Regions from separate parts of the Mus musculus genome. Here region 2 is linked to region 1. A link is a loop called in an ENCODE intact Hi-C map of the cell type or tissue named here. Cell type or tissue: gastrocnemius. All regions are shown on one strand. Each heading gives the region's core, and the rest is flanking DNA. Links, peaks and the distances in the headings are about the cores only.

Evidence for each region. Peaks named below come from ENCODE experiments on the same cell type or tissue, not always from the same donor. Only the 100,000 strongest peaks of a DNase experiment are listed, where the experiment ranks them.
Region 2: it touches region 1 in a loop (3-fold over the local background); 7 of 42 quality-filtered maps call a loop at or near these places.

Annotation. Positions count from the first base shown.
Region 1 is chr12:72,099,318-72,109,584 of GRCm38, forward strand. Jkamp (JNK1/MAPK8-associated membrane protein) reads left to right here. Exons shown (of 7, transcript NM_024205.2): 6 at 730-806; 7 at 1,293-2,210. The coding sequence ends at 1,511. It overlaps Ccdc175 (coiled-coil domain containing 175), which reads right to left. Exons shown (of 21, transcript NM_028687.1): 17 at 9,759-9,861; 18 at 7,337-7,380; 19 at 6,487-6,670; 20 at 2,611-2,739; 21 at 1,975-2,103. The coding sequence ends at 2,090. Among named protein-coding and RNA genes, the nearest start is that of Jkamp, 19 kb to the left of the region's middle. In gastrocnemius, for the core only: a CTCF peak has its summit at 5,400; DNase peaks (open chromatin) are centred at 5,419 and 5,744; H3K4me3 peaks cover 530 bases; H3K27ac peaks cover 1,048 bases.
Region 2 is chr12:72,650,834-72,661,100 of GRCm38, forward strand. Dhrs7 (dehydrogenase/reductase (SDR family) member 7) reads right to left here. Exons shown (of 7, transcript NM_025522.5): 2 at 8,511-8,663; 3 at 6,495-6,601; 4 at 5,467-5,706; 5 at 2,268-2,390; 6 at 1,402-1,617. Among named protein-coding and RNA genes, the nearest start is that of Dhrs7, 8.9 kb to the right of the region's middle. In gastrocnemius, for the core only: a CTCF peak has its summit at 4,128 (motif pointing left); a DNase peak (open chromatin) is centred at 4,077.

The sequences.
Region 1 (10,267 bases), core at 891-8,890:
CACTGGGCAACGTCTGGTAGTTTAAGGTGCTGGGGATTAATAGCCTGGGGGAGAGAAGGACTGGGGATGGTCGTGAGGGGGTCAGCCACAAGCTTCCGGCTTAGACTTATTCTTGAGCCAGTGCTGCAGTGTGACAAAGGAGTATTAACTAAGACGTTAGATGATAAATGAACTTTTCTAAAGACCGTGAAAGCTGAGTTATTGCTCTTTTGGTCTTCTGGTCTTCTCAACCAAGATCCCTTTTCTGGACCATAAAGCACAAAGAACTGGGTGTCCCTCAGTCCACTTGTTTGGTACGTAGCTGCTTGTAGCAGCCTGGCCACGTGGGAGAGAGGTTAATTCTTTTCCGTGAATCCATCAGCTGCCTCAACTCTCTTAGCTATTGACAGGTGGCCAAAGTTTAACATTTTTAAGAGATTGAGAAGAAAATTCAAAAAAAAAAAAAAACTAAACAAACTTGTTACTGTGTAAAAATGATATGAAATTCATATCTCACTGCTTCTGAGAGTTTATGAGACCAGCGGCAGAGCTGCTCACTGGCATGAGATCTGTGCTGATTGCACATCACACCTGCGAGCGGGGAGTGGAGAAGAGACTGTGTGGCCTACAAGGCCACAAGTATTTGTAATCCGCAGAGAACTGGCTGTCATGCCCCAGCTGGCTGAGAAAGGCTCCGGAAGAGCTGTGTTCTGCCTCAAGATTACTTTCTAATGTCTGTCTCTTTTCCAGATTACGCCTTCCCGTACATTATATTAGTGTTATCTCTGGTTACCCTGGCTGTATACATGTCTGCTTCTGAAATAGAGGTAGGAAATTAATTGGTTTTCCTTTGTTATGGTTTTAGGGTTTTTTGTTTGTTTTGTTTTTGTTTTTAACTAAGAGCTGACAATTGAATGGAATAATACATATGATATGGTAAGGTACACTAACTGGTTCAGTGATTCTTGGAGATACCGGAGACCTCAGAGTCAGGGAGTGAGGGTTCTGGAACTGCAGTGGGCCTGGATGGAGAGAGCATGCTCTCTACACTTCCTCTTTAGTTCATGTCTATCTCAGGAAGCTTATGTTCCCCAAGTAAATGGTGACATGGATGAGAATGCAGAGAAGGGCTCTAGGCCAAGTATGGCTGCCGAGGGCCTGTGTGGCCCTGTGGACGGTGTGATGGCTAGACCTGGGGCTCTCAAGTCCGTTTTAGCTCAAGCTTTCAGAGTCCCAGCCATGAGTGTATAAGGAGCAGTGGTTTAGCTGGGTTTGCTAATCTGTTTCTCTTTTCCTTTCCAATGATCCCATAGAACTGCTATGATCTCCTGGTCAGGAAGAAAAGACTTATCGTTCTCTTCAGCCACTGGCTACTGCACGCCTATGGCATAGTCTCCATCTCCAGAGTGGACAGGCTGGAACACGACCTACCGCTTTTGGCTTTGGTACCTACACCAGCTCTGTTTTACTTGTTTACTGCAAAATTTACCGAACCATCACGGATACTCTCAGAAGGGGCCAATGGACATTGAATATAAAATGCCAAAAAAAAAAAAAAAAAAAAAAAAAAATCCCGAAAAGTATTCTTCATTAAAAAAAAGTAAAGAAGAATTAAAATGTATTAATAGCATTCTTTCATACATGGGAAGAAGATTGTCCAGATATTATAATGCTTGTGCTTTATCTTTGGATTTATTGGACCTTGTGGTTACACTTGGAGACTACAGGGCCTCCTGTTACTGTGCTCTGCCTATCTTAGCTATCACACCGGAAGCCCAAACAGGCAGGGGTAATTGCTCTTTGGAGCACGGCCATGTTTTTGTACACCTGTGCTGATGGTGTCTCCCTGCTTTTTGTGAAGAACCTTTAACAAGTGTATTCTGAACTCAATTGCTGTGGCATCATTATGCCTTCTGTTGTCTATACATTACCTTCGAGGAATTACAAAGGCAGATGTGCTTGTGGAGTGTGATGGCAAAAACAGAAACAAAGGATGTCTTTGTCAATGGCTATTTATTTTCACCAATACAGTGTTTAGTAATATTTCAAAAATAAAGCATAATTTATATAACGAACTTTCTGTTTAGAGACAGTTTGGTTGAAGACATGTTCAGATTATTGTTCCTGTAAAGAAGAAAACAATAAAGAATTTAATTGTAAAATAACTCCATGTTCTGATAATTCTTTTTTGCTACAGTGATTATGGAAGTAATTAAAAATGTTAAGCATTACGACTCATATTTCTTCTGTCTACTGAATAAATATGCTCACTCCCATTCTCTCATATTCAATTTCTTAAAACAAGATATATAGGCCACACTGTATTGATCCTGAGACTTTTTTCCAGTCATGACATTTCTGAGTCAGGATCTTATAACTGGAAGTCTCTGAGATAGAGTGAAATATGACATACATAGAAGGTCCCCGTGGCTGGTTTTGGATGGGTAAGTGGCCATGTTCGTATCTGAAGGCTTTGAGAGACTCATGTTCTAGCCATGGAAACAAAGACCCTTAGCCCAAAAATCTGGCCATGTGTATCCATTTGTGATTTGAAAAGTTAGTCCCCGAGTCTGCTCATGGCAACTCTGAAGACTTCTACTGATGCTACAAAACAAACTTAAGAGCACTCACGTGGCCTGTGCTTCTTCTTCCGGCTTCTTGATTGTTTCTTTAACATTTTGCAGATCCTGCTTAATGTGAGTCTCCTAGCATGAGAGGATGGGGAAAAACGAAGTATTTCTTGATTCTTTTGCTTCTTTCCTATAAGAAAAAAATTGGGTTTTGTGGTTATTACTGAATATTAAAATGCTGAGTTGCTCCAAGAATCCACATGTGAGAGGTGACATGTCTGATGTGCCACCTCTGAGCCTACTGCATTTGAAACTGTTTTGACAGTTACCTTCCTATGTCCTCTCCTAGCAAAAAAAAGTCTGTATAAGAGAAGTCATAAGATAAAAAGGTTACAATTCTGCAGAGGCAGAGATTGTTAGGGATACTCAATTACTTCATGGGAACAAAGTTATTAATATAGCCACGCTAATTATTCATGTTAGTAACGTTTGATAAAATGTGTTTATTAAAAATATGCAAAACAGGAGGCAGAGGCAGGTGGGGCTACAGGCTTGGAAAATCAAATGCCAGCCTTGGTCTACAGAACACGCTTCAGGACATCTGGGGCCATAAATAAATAAATAAATAAATAAATAATAAATAATAAAATTTGTAAAACAGCTCTCATCCTAGTTCAGCGTCCATCATGTTTGAGGTCTTCATGACACATTGCAACTTAAGGCTAGAGTACTTTGCTATTCAGACCTGAATAATTTGAAAGGCAAAAATACTCTCTTAATGTGGACTTCTAGATGAGTTTAATTTATCCAAAACTATGAATTTAAAGGACTTTGCTGCTCACTGGAGCCATGTAGAAATTAAAAAAAAACAAAAACAAAATGTGCCTGAGCTCACCCCGATACTCATGATAAGCTGGTCTAGCATGCAGCCTCAAGGTGGATTCTTTTTTTTTTTTTTCCTTCTAACCTAGATGTGGAAGGTTGAGAACCACCGGCCTACAAGTCTCCCTTATCTAGAGCTTAGTTTTCCCAAGGGGCATTTTGGGTTTGGTTTGGTTTGGTTAGGCGTGGCTTTCCCAAGACAGTCTTGTTACGGCTGTTATGACCTACCCTGGGTGACCTTGAGCCTCTGGATCCAGACTGCCTCAGCCTCCTGGGGCAGGGCTCGCACAGTGGGGTTTTCACGATACCCTTTGAATTATTCAACAAATGATTTCACTTTACTCTCTGTAATGTTAATTTTACTGTAACTATAAAATTGAAAGTAGTTATTTTTTCAGAATTAAATGATCAAAAAAATGGGCGTAATAGTATTGAGTCACTTTTCCATCATAAAATGAAAAGGCCACTTTGACCATGCTAAGAATTGGTTTCTCAAAGCATGTTATGATCTACAAAGGTCTTTCTGCAAGGAATGTGTTATTTGATCAATACAAAACACCTGCATGTAACTGAATGCTCAAGGGAGTTGGAATTTTAACTGAACAGATAGTTCTTAAATGCAAATGGATAATCTGTGTGTTTAAAAACAGAACTGCCATATGACTCAGCTATCCCGTTCCATGTCCTAGCACAGAGATGGGCACACATCTGCACGTATCGCTGCTCTAGTCCCAAGAGCAAGGGAGGGACTCAGCCTCAACCTTTATCTGTGGATAGATGATGGATTGTGGGACATGGATACAGTTGAACCTTATTCTGCCATAAAGAGAAAAAGGAAGTGATAAGATTTGTAGGAAAATGAGTGAAAGTGGAAATAGTAGGTGGGGCCACTGGCTTGGGAAATCAAGTGTGACGAGACCTCTTCTGTGCAGATCCCAAGCTTTCAGCTTTTCTAAATGTGCATTCCATGTGGGAGAGGGGATGGAGAGGTGGCAGGAAACTAGAAAGGGGCCCGTAGAAGGCGGAGAGAGAGGCCGCACAGGAGGGAACTGGGAGAAAAACCACATGGGATGTGAAGGAGGAAATGATTGCACCCCATACGGACAGGGTGAGCAGTGGACAAGGCATGGGGGGGGGGGGCGGGTCACGGAGACGGGGAGAGAGGAGCACCTGAGTATTGAGGTTCAGCCAGAACTAGTTATGTGTGGAAACGGCACACAGGAACCTGTTACTGTGAATGGTGATTTAAAAATACAAATAAATATAAGAAAGTATATTTAAATTCATTTTCACTCTGACTTGAAATTAAGGAAGAAATTATGAAACAAAGTTCTTTTAAAAGTTGTCATCGCCTTGTGTGTGTGTGTATGTGCGTGTGTGTGAGTATGTGTGTGTGTATGAGAGTGTGAGTGTGTGTGTATGTGAGTATGTGTGTCCACGTACATGCATGGGGGGGCAGTGAGTATAGCACATGTGTCACAGTGCATACAGAGCTCAGAGGACAACTTGTAGGGTGTATATAGGTCTCAGGTATTGGGCACAGGTGTCTGTCAGGCTCCATGGCTAAGGACCTTTACCCACTGAGCCATCCCTTTGACCCAAAACACTTTTAATAATTTAAAAGTAATCAGTACTGCTACTGTTTGGTTTACGTATACGTGCATTTCTGCTTACAAGACAGAAAAGGTACAAAGTTAATTGACAGTTTTCAGGTGAGTTCTGGCAATCTAGCATTCTGATAACCTCATTCCTCTTTCCAGTTGTACTTGGGGCTCTTGGGCAGCTCCCATCTGCACCTGTCTCTGACAGCTCTGTGTGCTTTCTGCTCCTTTATCTCCAGGAGAAGAGGCCCATTAGGTCTAACCATCTCTTCTCTTGCCCAGGGATTCGCAGTACAGTAATGAAGCTAGCGTAATGGGTGTGAAAGGGCAGGAACTGAAAGATTGTACTGATATACTATGTCCAACAGAGAGCAGCAGAGAGCTGCAGAACTGGAAGCAGTCCAGGGCTTCTAGAGAATTGCAAGCAATTCACAAGTCAGAGACTCCTTGGCTGTAAGGTGGTGGAATAATAATAATAATTCAAGGGTCAAGTGGTACTCGCTTCTCTGGGACAGGGGGAGATTCCAGACACCCAATGAACAGTCAATATGGGTTTGATATTTTATAACCGCCGTTTGTTGTCTTTCTAACTCTACAATCAGGAAAAGTGAGAAAGGCGTGAACAGCAGGAGGACAATCCGGGCCTGGCTTCTGAGTCCACCCACATTCTGTCGCGTGCCCCGGGAGCTGAGAAGGGCAGAGAGCTATGGCAAGCCGGGGGTCTGCCTCCAGAGCTCAGCTCAGCTTCCGGCTCCTCAGAGGCCCCAACTCCTGACTCCTGCTACAGAGACTTTAGTGATGGCAGCGCCAAAACCACTATCTGGCCCTGGTCAGGGGAGGAGCCGCCAAACTCTGGACTGGACTGTGAATCCCATTTGAGCAGGGAGTGTCTCATTCCCTGTGGTATCTTAGAGCTTGATTCAGGACAGGAGGTTAGTAAGTGCTTGTTGATGGTAACATTTTATTGGCTCTAAATAGAATAGCTCACTTTGTCTTTGTTTAGTTTAAATGGTTTATTTTGGTTTTACTTTATGTGTGTGAGTGTTTGCCTGCATGTATGTATGTATGTGCACTACATGTTTTTGTTTTTCAACAGAGAATGTCTGTGAATCGGGTGTGGTGGCCTATATACCCAGCACTCAGGGAGTCTGGGCAGGAAGATTCTGAGTTCCCACCACACTAGACTCCACAGTAAGATTCCTATCTCAAAAACAAAGTCGCTAGTTTCTTTTTTGTAATCATGAGCAAAATTTAGTTCTCTTGAAAATCTTCTCAAGTGAAAGGAAGAAGTGATGAGCTGTTCGGACAAACTCGACCCAAAGTGAGAAGGGTGTTTGGTGGGAGGCCCAGCACCACAGAGCACTGCCCTTTTCCTTCCTCTGATGACCGGTTCCCGAGGACCCCCTTATTTTGATGTCACTAGCTACTAGAAGGCGGCTGAAGTGCTATCTTACCGAGCTTCTGGAGATCCTCTTTACTAAGGCTGGCCGGTGAGTCCTCTTCCATAAGACGACGCAGCCTTTCGAATCCCCCCACGAGCCAGGTGCTGATGGACTCAATTTTCTCATCCCTGTACTGCAGCTTCGCCACCAGAGACTTAATTTCTTGCATAGTGTCTTCTCCGGTGCCCACCAGTTCCTTAAAGGGACAGCATTTGGGGGTGTGCGGATACAAATTACAACGAAATGAATATCATTCTGAGTGGATTGTTTCCAGAGGTGATGCTATGTATGAAAAGTTGTCATTAGTTACACAAAGTAACTTTTAGAGACTAAGAAGAGGCAGGATTCAGAGCCAGCTACCTGACTCCTCTCCTACCTACAGGGAGGAGGGATGGAGAGGCAGAACAGCTGGTAAAATAGAGTGAGCCTAGAGTTCACAGCACAGTCTGAAAACCAGATGTGTTCTATGTGAGCTTGCAAAGACAAAGGAGGAAAGGAAAGAGAGGGAAGATGAAGAAGCAGGGAAGAAGGGTGGAGAGGGGACTGCCCACCCATCACACTGAGAGATACTGCAAGAAGATAGTTTCTGAAAGGATTAAGATCTCATGGTTAAGTTTGGCACAACGGCTATGACGGGACCACCACCCTACCATCCTTCTGCATTTTAACAATTCTGTCCATATGTACACGAATACATACCAGTTACACGCACAGGTGAACACCACACACACACACACACACACACACACTCACACACACACACACACACACACACATACTCACACACACACACACACTTTTAAATAGTAGATGAATTCTTTTTGAGACATGATATGCAAAACAATGCAGAAAGAGCCCTCACCTTAATTATGATCTGAAATCCTGACAGCAGATCTGAATAGTGTGCTGAAATATGCAAATGCAATAGTTAATAAAACAATATTAGTATTTTAATAATTAAAAGTTTTAAATTATTTTTCTAAGAGTTTCTACTTCCAGAATCACACACACACACACACACACACACACACACACACACACACACACACACACACACAGACACAGAGACACAGAGAGAGACAGAGACAGAGTCAGAGAGAAACAGAGACAGAGAGACAGAGAAGAAAATTTCTACTTCATTTTGACCTTATGGCAAAACGTTACTATAAAGACCCTAAGTCAAACCTCAGATAGAAAGAGAACTAAATTCCAGAATACATGAAGACCTTAGCTCAATGATAAGAGCACTAGAAACATGAGACAATGAGTAAGAAACTTGAGTGAACACGGCACCTGCTTTCTCAGGCCTCTTGCATCCTGGTGCCGACAGCAGCCCCTCCTTGTTCTAGAACAGTTACGTTAATCTGACAGTCACGTGGGGGTGATACTCTGACTTCAAGGCTAGGGCATGTCAATACCGTGAGCTTCCACTGTTCTCCTGGGATGTTTCCCTTGGAGCCCAGCCGTTCTGTGTGCAGCCCATGAGGCTGTGTTCTGGCCAACGCTTTCCCTGAGCCACATCTGAGAGCCACATCAACTCCAGACATAGGAACAGGTGGGAGTTTGGAGGGTCCAAGCTTTCAGACGCAGAACGTTCCACGGAATAGGCAGGCTGTATCCGAGCTCCGATCACATCACCAATACATGAGCCAAGAAAACTCTTTGCCCTAAGCTGCTAACTTTGTGATATTTATTGGGGGATATTTACATCTATCTACATCTATGTCTATATCTATATTTATACCTATATATCTATCTCTATAATTTGAATGTATGAGTATGTATGTATGTATGTATGTATGTATGTATGTATAAGCAAAAGCAGCTTTAAACTCCCTGACATGGGTGCTAGAAACTGAACTCCAGTCCTCTGAAAGAGCGGCAAGGGCTCTTACCTACTGAACCATCTATCCAGCCCCACACTGAGATAATTATTATACCAAAATACTTCATTGGTTCAAGATGGTTCAAAAAGGATGATTTTCAGACAGTCGAGAACCACATGAACTGATGGTCACTGCAGGGAAAGGCAGACGAAAACCACAATACCATTCCATCTTACACTGATGCAAATGGCTATGTGCTAATGCTTTTACTGCCCTCAGTTTTTCAAGTGTTGGTGAGGGTCTCAGGCAGCGGGATCTTTTCCACATCACTAGTTGGATGAGGAATTTGAACAGCAAACCGCAAAGTAGCAGTTTCTTAAAAGGCACCCAGTCACTAGCCTTGCAGGCCAGCCCTGCCATTCTAAGTATTGCCTAAGAGACCAGTTTTAAAAACACTTCTGAATGAGTGTCCCCAGTCCCTTCACCTGTGATACATGAAGAACAAGGCAAATGACCTTCGGCTGCTGAACAGATGATGTGTGTGTAGCCCATACCACTGCACTGCGCCAGAGGGGAGACAGTCTGTGGCTCAAGAAAGCACAGAGGCGTGTCTGTGTGTGTGTGTGTGTGTGTGTGTGTGTGTGTGTGTGTGTGTGTGTGTGTGTGTATTTGATGATGTTTTGAGACAGGTTCAGGCTCACAGGTCAGCCTCTAGTTCAGGCTGACATGGAACTTACTTTGTAGTCCAGCCTGATAAACTCACACCAACCCCTCTGTTTCAGCCTTCTAAGTACTGGGATTATAGGTGTGAGCACCCACACCAGGCTTCATGAAGGAATCATAAAAATCCATTTTGGAGGGTCAGAAAAGCCAGGAGGAGACGTTCACATACTGTGTCATTTCCTCTTGTTTAATTATTAGTGGTAGAAGCCATCTGGGTGGCTTCCAGAGACTGGAGGAGGGATGTAAGATGGACTGGAAAGGGGCAGGTGGCAGTAAATACCTGATAAGAGGAACTTAAGGAAGGGGGCAATGTGGGCCTACAGCTTCAGCGGCTCCTGGTTTGCTGTGACGCAATGGAGCAGCTGACTGTGGTGATGGGAATGCGTGGTAGAGATCCCCACGTATCTTGGTAGCTCAAAAAGCCGAGAATACGGATGTAATAAGGGATGGTTATAACCTTTACAGCCCTACTTTCATCATCCGGGGTCTCACCTCCCAAAGGTTCTACAACCCTCCTAGTAAGACCACAGACTTAAAACAGGAGCCTGTTTTGACTTAAACCATGGCTAGGTGCCACAATGACGATGTTCTACACTTTGCTGCGGTGGCAGTGGCCGCCAGAGTACGTATAGTCCTCAAAATTCACCGACCTTAAGATAGATGCATTTGACTCCATGCAAATTAATAAAATTGTTTGATCAAGGAATCGTATGGGAATAGTGACACATTACTTACAGTGCTGAACTATCAGTTGCCAAGAGAGGTCACCTGAGTGCTGTACAGTCACTACTTGCTTTGACGCGTATTCATTGATTTCTTTCTTCAGGTAGGCAAGGTACTGGAAAGGAAAGGGATGCAACTGCTCAGAACCTGCTCTCTGCAGAGTTAGAGAAATGTCTACGCAGTCATCCTCAATGTATAATGACGGTTCGCGATGACTCTGACTGTCCTACTGTGACTATGTCCATTCAAGGGAGGAGACAGAGGGTTCTGCTTTCTTACTATTTCAGCAGCCAAATAAATAAACACGGTGTTTTGAATATGACTTGACGCAGTAAGAGGTTAAAAGACCTCCTGCCTGAAAGCTTCCTATCCACAAGGGCTCCTTGTGCAAAAGTGCAGCAATAGAAAATCCCATCCTTTTAGTAAAGGGCAGATGTTGTCTCTCTATGAGAAGACACTAATGGGACACTTTGATAGGTGGATAAAGTTTCTCCCACGTTTGTGTCAAAGGCTGGCAGCAT
Region 2 (10,267 bases), core at 870-8,869, 550 kb after region 1:
TCTCCACATGGCAAGAATGCCATCAATTCTTTTCTACTCTTAAACAGTGAGTGCTTTTCTTACTTCTCTGGATCACACCCACCGATAGCCTACAAGTACACAAATAGCCTAGATAGCCTACAAGTACACAAAATAGATCAGAGTCTCTAGGATTTAAATATCTGGCTGATTGTGGTGGTGCACGCTGTTAATCCCAGCACTTGGGAGGCAGAGACAGACAGAGCTCTGGAAGTCTGGGGCCAGTTTGGTTTATGTAGGGAGATCAAGAGTAGTCAGGAATATATAGGAAGAAAGGGGAAGGGAGGAGGAAGGAAGGAAGGAAGGAAGGAAGGAAGGAAGGAAGGAAGGAAGGAAGGAAGGCAGGCAGGCAGGCAAAGAAAAGAAATATTTGGATGTGTCTAAAATTATTTATGAGCTTTTGATACACTATTTGCAAGATAAAACAAGGCAACTTGTTAACCCCTAAATGTGGTTTATTGTTGGGAAAGGTAAGCAATTGCTCATCCAAGAACTCACCGAAAGACAGACAGAAATAGTTTTTGGTGTTAGTGGGTTACTTGGGATGAATTCAGGTTTCTAAGCAGCAGGAGGCAGCCTCCTCTGGAAGGAACCTGGCAGCCTTCTGGAAGTGTTCTATTGTTACACAAAAAGCACCTTTATCAAGTCAATCTCCACACACCACAACTTCCTACCTGACCTACGGGACTAACTGGAAAGACCCTTCAGCAATTCTCAGCCATGGGAGACTTCCTGGTTTGCCAGGCCGGTCTCTAGACTAAGATATGCAAAGGCTCAAACCTTCAAAGGAAGAGCCCATAAAATTTCAGATAATCACTGACTGACAAAAGGCTACTTCCAAGCTTAGGTGCCATCACTCCAAGATTCCTGCCAAAATACAATAGTTCTGCTAACATTCTGTAAGAAATGATAATCTAAAATGGAACATAGCCACTGCCCTGTGTGTGTGTGTGTGTGTGTGTGTGTGTGTGTGTGTGTGTGTGTGTGTGTGTGTGTAGAGAGAGAGAGAGAGACATCAGCCAGAAACAGTCAAGAAAAGAAACAGTCAAGAAATAAGAGGTGCTCTGTTTATTTAGAAAAATAGTCCTAAAGCAAGTGAAATCCTGAGACAGACAGCGAGGGGGCGTTATGAAACACTGATGAAAAGAGATGCTGACAACCTTTGATTTGATTTTTCCCTATACAAATTTGACTCTTCCAGATTAAAAGTCATGTAATAAACCATCGGATGCGCTGTATGGGTACAGAACCTGTTCTCCGTTCACTGGTACTTTATTCGTGTGGAGTCAGAAAAACAACAACAGAAATCTTTTAAGAACATTGAAAAGTGCTTTCCCTCAGGATCCATACAATATTGTGAAGAAATAGATAAATTGCTCTTACCAAATTATTCTTAAAGTTTTGGATTCTTTCCTTCCCCAACTTGCAGTTTAGCCATGCGGCCCAGGTTGGCATATACTGCCATATGTATGCCCCCAACAGCACAGGATGGTCAGAGATCCAGACTTCCTTCAGATCATTGGCCATGGAGATGAGCATCAGCCGCACACAGCGGCTCGTTGGCATCTTGTAACTCTGGTCTATGTTGTTTCTCATAGACTGAAAGTCAACAAGAAGTTTTACACTGAAGGTCCCGACAGTTTCATGCAAATATCATCTAGGAAGGACCCACAGGCCACCTGTCAGCCAGACTCTTTCAGGATGGGACCTGTCAACTGGGAGTCTTCACAGGTGCCACTGGAGGGTTCTAAACTATGATATTTCAAAGAGCCTAAAAGGAGTTAGACATTTACCAGACAGCAATGTCGAAGGCCCTCTGCTCTTAGTCACAATTATCTCATAATAGGGTACAAATGCCTATTTCATTATCACATTTTCAAAAATATCAAATTACCAAGATTTACAGGAAGGGCTAAGAATGTACATTTCAGAGGTAATATGATTATTTAGAAGGGGTGAGGCCCTGGCTTCAATGGCCAGCACCACACAACATAAAACATACCTTATGTTTAGCAAATGGAATCACGGGGAGGAAATGGAAAGAGATACAAGGACTTTCTTAATAAGAGTGGTGGATCCATGCTGGTGAACCACTTATAAATGCAAGTCTGGCAATGCGCTAGCTGGTATGAAAATGAGGCCCTGAAGTACTACCTAGTACTAAACACCGTCCTTAACGCTGCCATTTTCTAAACTGGTACCTGATACACATGACAAAGCCACAGAGCTAACAAAGGATGATTTTTTACCTTAGTTACTTCCTCGGTGAAGGCATTCTTCACAATGTCGGACTGCACAGGCCCCGGGTAAACGTTGCAAAATGTTATGCCTGGATATTGGCCGAGCTCACTATGGAGGGCATTGAAAAAACCCTAAGGAACACAAAAACAAAAACATAAGAAAAAAGAGGAAAGGATAAAGTAAAGATAGAAAGGAAACAGGTTATCCAAATAGACACTCTGGAATGAACAGGTAGGACACTGATGTACGACTCTCAGGCTTCATTTATTTATCCAATCATTTATTCCTTTTTTTTTTTAATGTTGCAGTATAGGTGACTGAACCTATGACCCTGTACACATTTGGCAAGGGCTCTAACACTTACATCTTTGGTGCTTTTTACAGTAACTTATTTGTTTCTTTGGGGGGGTGGCGTGCCAGGGCACAGTGTGGGAGAGAGAGTGTGAGTGCAGGCTCCCTCAAGCTTGGCAGCAGGTCTTTCCCGGCTGAGCCATCCTGCCAGCATCCTTTGTACACTTTATCTGGAGACAGTGGTCTGAGTTTGCCAAACTAGCTTTGAACTTATTTGCAGTCTTAAATGTTCAAATCTCTTATTTTAGCCTCCCAAATGCTTACTTAAGATTATAGATAGGCCTGTGCCAATAAGCGTAGCTCCATTTAGGATTTTTTAAAAGATTCATTTTTGTTAATTTAAATTGTGTGTGTGTGTGTCTGTCTGTCTATCTATGCTTGTATGTGGCTGTATGTAGGGTAACCACTTCCAGATTTGAAAATCTACTAAAACCCACAAATTCCTGAGCCTGAAAACCCACCAATCCCTGGGCTTGGCTTGAAATTCCACCAATCCCCACTCTGGAAATTTCCACCCTGAAAAACTCTGCCACTATCACCACCACCACCACCACCACCACCATCACCACCAACCCACACACACACCACACACACACACCCAAGAAACCTTATATAAAGACTGTCTCCTGCCCAGTTCTCCCTGGAGCAGAGGCAGCTACCCTCTTGGGTTTTTTCCTCCCAGGAAGGAGGAAAAACCTCTTGTGCGAGGTTTGTTGTGTGGCGTGATTCTGTGGTATTCCTTGACTCCTAACTACCAGGATACCACTCAGGACAGAGCTGTAACACCTCCATCTGGGACTCCTTCCCTGTCAGAGCTGCAACACTCCACTGGGGCCCCTTCAGATGCAGGATGTTTGAAAAGGGGTATAACAGAATGTTCAAAGGAAAAATGAAACATTCCATCTTGCAGCAAAACTCCTAAAGTTCAGGAAGCAAACAACTCAAAATAACTTCAGGAAGTCCTTGAAGTCGAGCAGTGGTGGTGCGCCTTTAATCCCAGCACTTGGGAGGCAGAGGCAGGCGGATTACTGAGTTTGAGGCCAGCCTGGTCTACAAAGTGAGTTCTAGGACAGCCAGGCAGGGCTACACAGAGAAACCCTGTCTCAAAAACAAAAACAAAAACAAAAACAAAAACAAAAACAAAAACGAAGTCCTTGAAATTGACCAGACTCACTAGGCTCCTCCCACCTCAAATATATATATGAATATGATGATGTCAGGACTGCTGAGAGATGCTGTCAGACAAGCTGAGATAGTTGTCAGAAGCAGAGACAAGACAACTGTCTGGGAAAGGCTCAGACCAACTGAGCTTATGGAAAAAAACACTCTCCAAGCTAGAGTGCTGCCTGCAGGCGGTGCAATGTGCTCCAGGTTTCCCAGCTTCTGTGAGCTGTCACCCATGCTGGGGTAGGCTTTGGGGATGCAGCTGTCACTGGATCATTTCGATTCCTGTAAGTAATTCCTCATAGCCATCTGTAACTCCAGTTCCACGGAATCCAGTGCCCTCTTCTGGTTTCCATGGGTACTGCATGCATGTGGTGCCCAGACATAAAATAAATAAATATTTTTTTAAAAAATTTACTGTAACTTCTAGGAATATGAGAAGGAAACGTGTTTTTTAAAAGGCTTCCTGGGACATGGTGGTGAGTGCCTGTGAGGCCAGCTCTTGGGAGATATAGGCAGGATTTGAAGCTCAAGGTCAGCCTGTGGTAGAAGAGACAGTTCCAGAACGATAGAAAAGCCTCCTGGTCTCAGCATTTCTTCTACTTAAGTCCTGCTATAACTTCTGTTATACTTCTGCTGTAACTGTTCACAGTTTGCCAGAGGATCCAACCCAAGAATAAAACAGAGTCTTGGAGGGCAGGCCAGACAGCTCACCTGTGTTTTTGTGTTGTTGCTATTTTTGTTTTTACTGCATCTGCCTGTCTGAGATGGGACTGTCTTTACAGGAGGTTGATTGACAGGACCTTACTAAATCTGAGGAGAGCATCCAAGATGCCAGCCTTCATCCCTGTGCGCTGTTGGTTCTGCATGGCAGAGGTGGGTCCTGCTGAACTACAGTGGCCATTTCTGTGACGGCATGGTGGCCTTCAGCACTGAGCCACTATGCCAGTGGTGGAACACGCCACTGGAACTCTCCTTCCGAGCGAGTCGTGGGTTCCCTCATTGTCATACAGAATTCACTGTTCCTTCACATTGACTCTCAAGCCAAAATGAAAAGCGCATTCCGTTCTGCTATTTAAGTCTCACAGATATATAACATAAATCAAGCTTTTTATCTTAGTCATAGACCTAGCCAGAATGTCTTCTTTCAAAGAAACCATAAGAAATAGAGTCACATGTTCCCTAAGATAATCGGGCCCAGGACTAATCAGTCTCTGATGTGCACGAACAAGGAAACAAGAGAAAACAAAGAGCGAGGAAAGGGGAAGGAAAAAGAAGTCACAGACCTAGAACACGCACAGAGGAAAGGAGTGGTAAGGCGGAGTTGCGCCGTAAGGCGGGGTTGCACGGTAAGGCGGGGTTGCCGTGAGGCCGTGGTGGGGTGGGAGCAAGGTGAAAGGCGAAGCACTGAGCAGGTCACCCTAAGAGAAGAACTCCAGTCTCATCCTTACATCCCCAGGGTCTGATGCAGCATGTGATACAGTACCGGTGCTCACAGCCTGGATTGATGGGTTCTACGCAGGTGTGATGTGACTCCAACGGTCCTTTTATTATCTAAGGAGAGATACCAGCTTCCCTTGCCTCAGTCTCCTGCTTAAGGCCCAGTGCCAATCAGCACACCCACTCAAAGTCTTATTATGCCACAAGCACACACACGAGTCAGCTTTCTCAGCTGCATGTGAGCCACCTTACCCGAAGAGCATGCTTGCTGGCACAGTAGCCACTGGAAAGGGACACAGAGGCAATCCCCGCGATGCTGTTCACAGTCACAATCTTCCCTTGTTTCCTCTCTATCATGTGAGGCAGGACACACTTGGTCAAGGATACTGTCCCTATGTAGTTCAGATTTATCAGCTCCTTGAAGACATCCAAGTTGGTTTCTAGAACTAAGGAACGCTGGCTTCTTCCACCGTTGTTGACCAAAATGTCAATCTAAGAATCAGAAAATGGGTTCTTAAAGACAGTCTAAGAAAACGATTGCTTGTATTATTAACCTGAAGAGTAACTGGGACAGTGGTGTGGTTCTAGTAGCAGCTACAAAAATAAAATAAAATAAAATAAAATAAAGGGAAAGTAGATGTTGCGGCCCACATCTTTAATCTCCGCACTTGTGAGGCAGAGGCAGGTGGGTCTCTTGAGTTCAAGGCCAGCCTGGACTTCAGAGTGAGTTCCAGAATGGCCTGTCACAAAAAAAAAAAAAAAAAAAAAAAAGAAAGAAAGAAAGAAAGAAAGAAAGAAGAAAGAAAGGAAGGGGGGCGGGGAGGGGAGGGGAGGGGAAGGGGAGGGAAGAGAAGGAAAAGAAAGAAAGAAAGAAAGAAAGAAAGAAGAAAGAAAGGAAGAGGGGAGGGGAGGGGAGGGGAGGGGAGTGGGAGAAGAGAAGTGACAAAGAAAGGAAAAGAAGGAAGGAAAGAAGGAAGGAAGAAAAATAAAAGAAAATAAAAGGAAGCAAGGAAAAGAAAAGGAAGTAGAATTCACCTGTGGAATTTCCGTTTGAAGTAACCAGTATCAGAAAAAGAAAAGCATCCGCAGATATTAACTTCACCCTTGCTTCTTGGGGAAGGGGTGAAAGTACTACGTAGCTAAAGCCAGCTCCCAGCCCTGACCTCTCTGTACATGCTGCATCTGTTCCATCCCTTTGAAGGGGATCCACAGTTGGAAATCTCTTTGGCAGTGAGGCAGAGAAGCAATACCACCCTTCATGAACACAAAATGCAACTCACTTTACCAAACTCCTGCAGAACGGCTTTGGTGGCTGCCTCATGGGAACTTGTATCGGTCAAGTCAAGGGGCAGAACCAGTATATCTTTTTCTTTTAAATTGCCATTTTCTGAAAAAGATGCATGAAGAGTAAGCAAGCCATCCCAGTTTCACTGAACTCAGCTTCCCTGTTAAATTTAACCTCTACCCCACAAAAAGGTGGCGGTGAACCCACTCCAGGAGGCACTACCTAAGCATCTCTCAGTGACCGGGGAAGACAGGTGACATTGTGCAAGGTCTCAGTGGTTAAGAGCATACACCACTTTTTCAGAGGACCTGAGTTTAATTCCTAGCACCCATGTCACAACCACCTATAATTCCAGCTCCAGAGACATCCAACATGGCCTCCAAGAGCACCTGCACTCACAAGTACAGACTCACACATATACACATAATTAAAAATAAATCTTTTTTTTTTTTAAGTTTATAGCATACACCAGGTGGTGGTAGTAGAGCATGCCTTTAATCCCAGCACCCAGGAAGCAGAGGCAGAGACAAAGCAGGTGGATTTCTGACTCAAGGCCAGCCTGGTCTACATAGTGAGTTCATGACAGCCAGGGCTACACAAGGAAACCCTGTCTTGAAACACCGGAAAAGAGGGTGGGGTGGGGTGGGGTCTGTACTATAAATCTGTAAGAAGCTGAGAAGGCCAGAAGTGCATGGTAGATAGAACTTCTACCCTTACACCAAGAGCTCTAGAAGGTAAATAAGGAAAGACATGCAGCCCTTCAGACGATTGCTACCTAAGAACATATTGAGACATAATTGATTCTTTCTATTTCTGATCACCAGAGGGACAACTGAATTGGATCACTCTGGACCTCTTAATATAAAATAAGCAATGTCAGTCAGAAAAACAAGCAAGTCCTGGAACGTGAGAGGAGCATGTTCTTGGTCTCTGAGGGCAAAGACATGAAAGAACATGACTTAAAACACGGAGAGGTCTGCACCAGTGACCACACAGAGAAATGGGAGCCAGCGGTCCTCACAGCTCAGCATTGCTGACACACTTATGCTCTCTGCTAGAGCAGGCCTTACAAGTCGCTGAGGTGGAGGACCAATGACCATGTTTAAAAAAGCATAGAACTGAAACACAAGCGGCTTGAGAAAGCAGCGTCATGAAGAGAGCCTTGTGACTGTGCTGGGAGTGGGGGCGCGGACTCTTATATCGCTGGGAGGATGTAGTCAGCAGGGAAAAAAATAATGGAAGAATAATAGAGATAACACAGAGAGAGGGGGGAGGGGAGAGGGAGGGGGAGAGGGGGAGGGGGAGGGAGAGGGAGAGGGAGAGGGAGAGAGAGAGAGAGAGAGAGAGAGAGAGAGAGAGAGAGAGAGAGAGATTTAAGATTATATTAAAGTACTAAATGCTAAACATCCCTGAAGTGGGGTCTCATCCCTTCTATTAAGTGAAGGAGACAAGACTAGAACTCAAGCCAATGAAAATAGTGTCACTCTTTTGTGAATAAGGTATTGCCTCCAGTTCATTTTTAAACCTTTCTTCTTTCCTTTCCTTTTATCCATCCTAACACACACACGCACACGCACACGCACATGCACACCCCACCCATGACTTTAATATCTGACATAAGGCAGAATGACTACGGATCATCCCTAACTACACTTGAGTTGCACTCATGAGCGCCTGTTCTCCCGAAGCAAAGATATGAGTCAGATGATCATTCAAGTCCACCAGTGCTTCCGATCTTGGGGCTTCCTAGCCCCTCAATATCAAAACTTGGTATAAAAACAATGGAAAGGTGGCTGGAAAGAAGAAATAGCCAAGCAAGAGCGGCTGCTTAAGAGGTGACAGAAGAGGAGGTCAGGGCAGTACGCACGCACACACGCACGCACGCACGCACGCGCGAAGCCCTGGAGCCAACATGTACCACGCACAATCCCACCTTCCCTGACTTCCAAAGCTGCGCTGAGTTTGGATTCTCGCTGCTGGGAAGCACGGCTGGTGTTGGGAATTGACTCACCCAGGCATCTTCTCTTCACCCGCTCCAGCTCCTGCGCCCTTCGGGCTGACAGCACCAGAGAGACCCCGAGTTTAGATAACTGGAAAGCTAGCTCCTCGCCAATGCCACTTGACGCTCCAGTAACCCACACCACCATGTCAGTCAGCTCCCATTCTGTTGAAGAAGGCGGACAGTTACAGGGGAGATGGTATGCGATGAATGGCACCCATCTACCAAAGAGAAGTAAAACATGAATGCATTTTTAAAAAAAACCTTTTAAAAATACTACTAAATATGAATATGAAGGTCTAATATTTGGAGCCTAAAATTTCAAGTGTCATGTTAGGGGGTCTCACTCAAGCTTTCTTCAAGCACACAAAACCTGGGTACAGTCTGGAGCTTCTCCCTAAACCAGGCCTGGTGCTGCATGTCTGTAATCCCAGAAGTTGGAAGGGAATCAAGGGGTAAGAAGTTCAAAGCCGGGCTGGAGAGATGGCTCAGCGGTTAAGAGCACTGACTGCTCTTCCAGAGGTTCTGAGTTCAAATCCCAGCAACCACATGGTGGCTCACAACCATCTGTAACGAAATCTGATGCCCTCTTCTGGTGTCTCTGAAGAGAGCAATGGTGTACTCCTATACATAAAATAAATAAATAAATCTTAAAAAAAAAAGTTCAAAGCCATTCTTGGCTACATAGTCAGCTGGAGGACAGCTTGAAACACAGAGATCTTGTCTCAAAATAAATGAACAGACAGACAGATTTCAAGTATTGTAAGAAAGCATCTTTTATCAGAGTTTTCTTAGAAAGCACGACACCAGACAGTGGTGGTACACACCTTTAATCCCAGCACTTGGAAGGCAGAGGCAATCAGATCTTTGTGAGTTCAAAGCCAGCCTGGTCTACAGAGTGAGTTCCAGGACAGGCAGGGCTACACAGAGAAAGCCTGTGCCTGTCTTAAAAAAAAAAAAAAACCCTCCAGAAAAGCTAGAAACAAACCACATTGTTAGTAGGCAGCCCACACCATATGTTGTATAGTTTGGAATCTTGGTAAATCTACTAGAATCTAGTTGTAGCTGAACCTCATCACTATATGGTTTCACTCAATTTATCTGCTTATTTAACAGGGGAAATTAAAGCTAGTGACTAGAAACTCATTGCCTTCTCAATTAAATGAGAAGGCAATAAATTCTAATTTCTGAAGTGGAACCACAGATGCCTTTGAAAATGCCATATGTTGCTCAATAGTATGATCTAGTATGATCATCTGTTCTGTTGTTGTTGTACTTAGACAGTTGTTGCCTTTGCCTGAAGCATGCACCTCATCCTCCTGCCTCCACACCATAAGTGCCACCCTCCCAGCGGTGTGACCCCTTGTCCCAGCCCTCTTTCTGGATTTAACGTTTTAAATTTCATTACTAGAATGACACATTATCCTAACTGTGTGTGCGCGTGTGCATGGCGGGGTGTGTGTACATGTGCCTTGGTGCGTGCTGGCTGGCAGTCAGGGGGACAACCAGAGAAGCCAGTTCTTTTCTTCCACCTTTTTGGGGCGTGCAGGATGGAGTTCGGGCCATCAGGCTTATACTGCAAGCAGCTTTAACTGCCGGTCTCACAGTTGTGGGTACGCACCAGAGATGACTGCTCGGGCATGGGTTAAAGCCAATAGGAAGTCTTTAATAGCCATCTGGTGTTTGGGATCCCAGTATAGCCCCGGGCCTTTCTTGGGGTGAGCTTTTAAGCACAAAAACTTTTTTTCTTTTTTTTTTTTTTTTTTTTT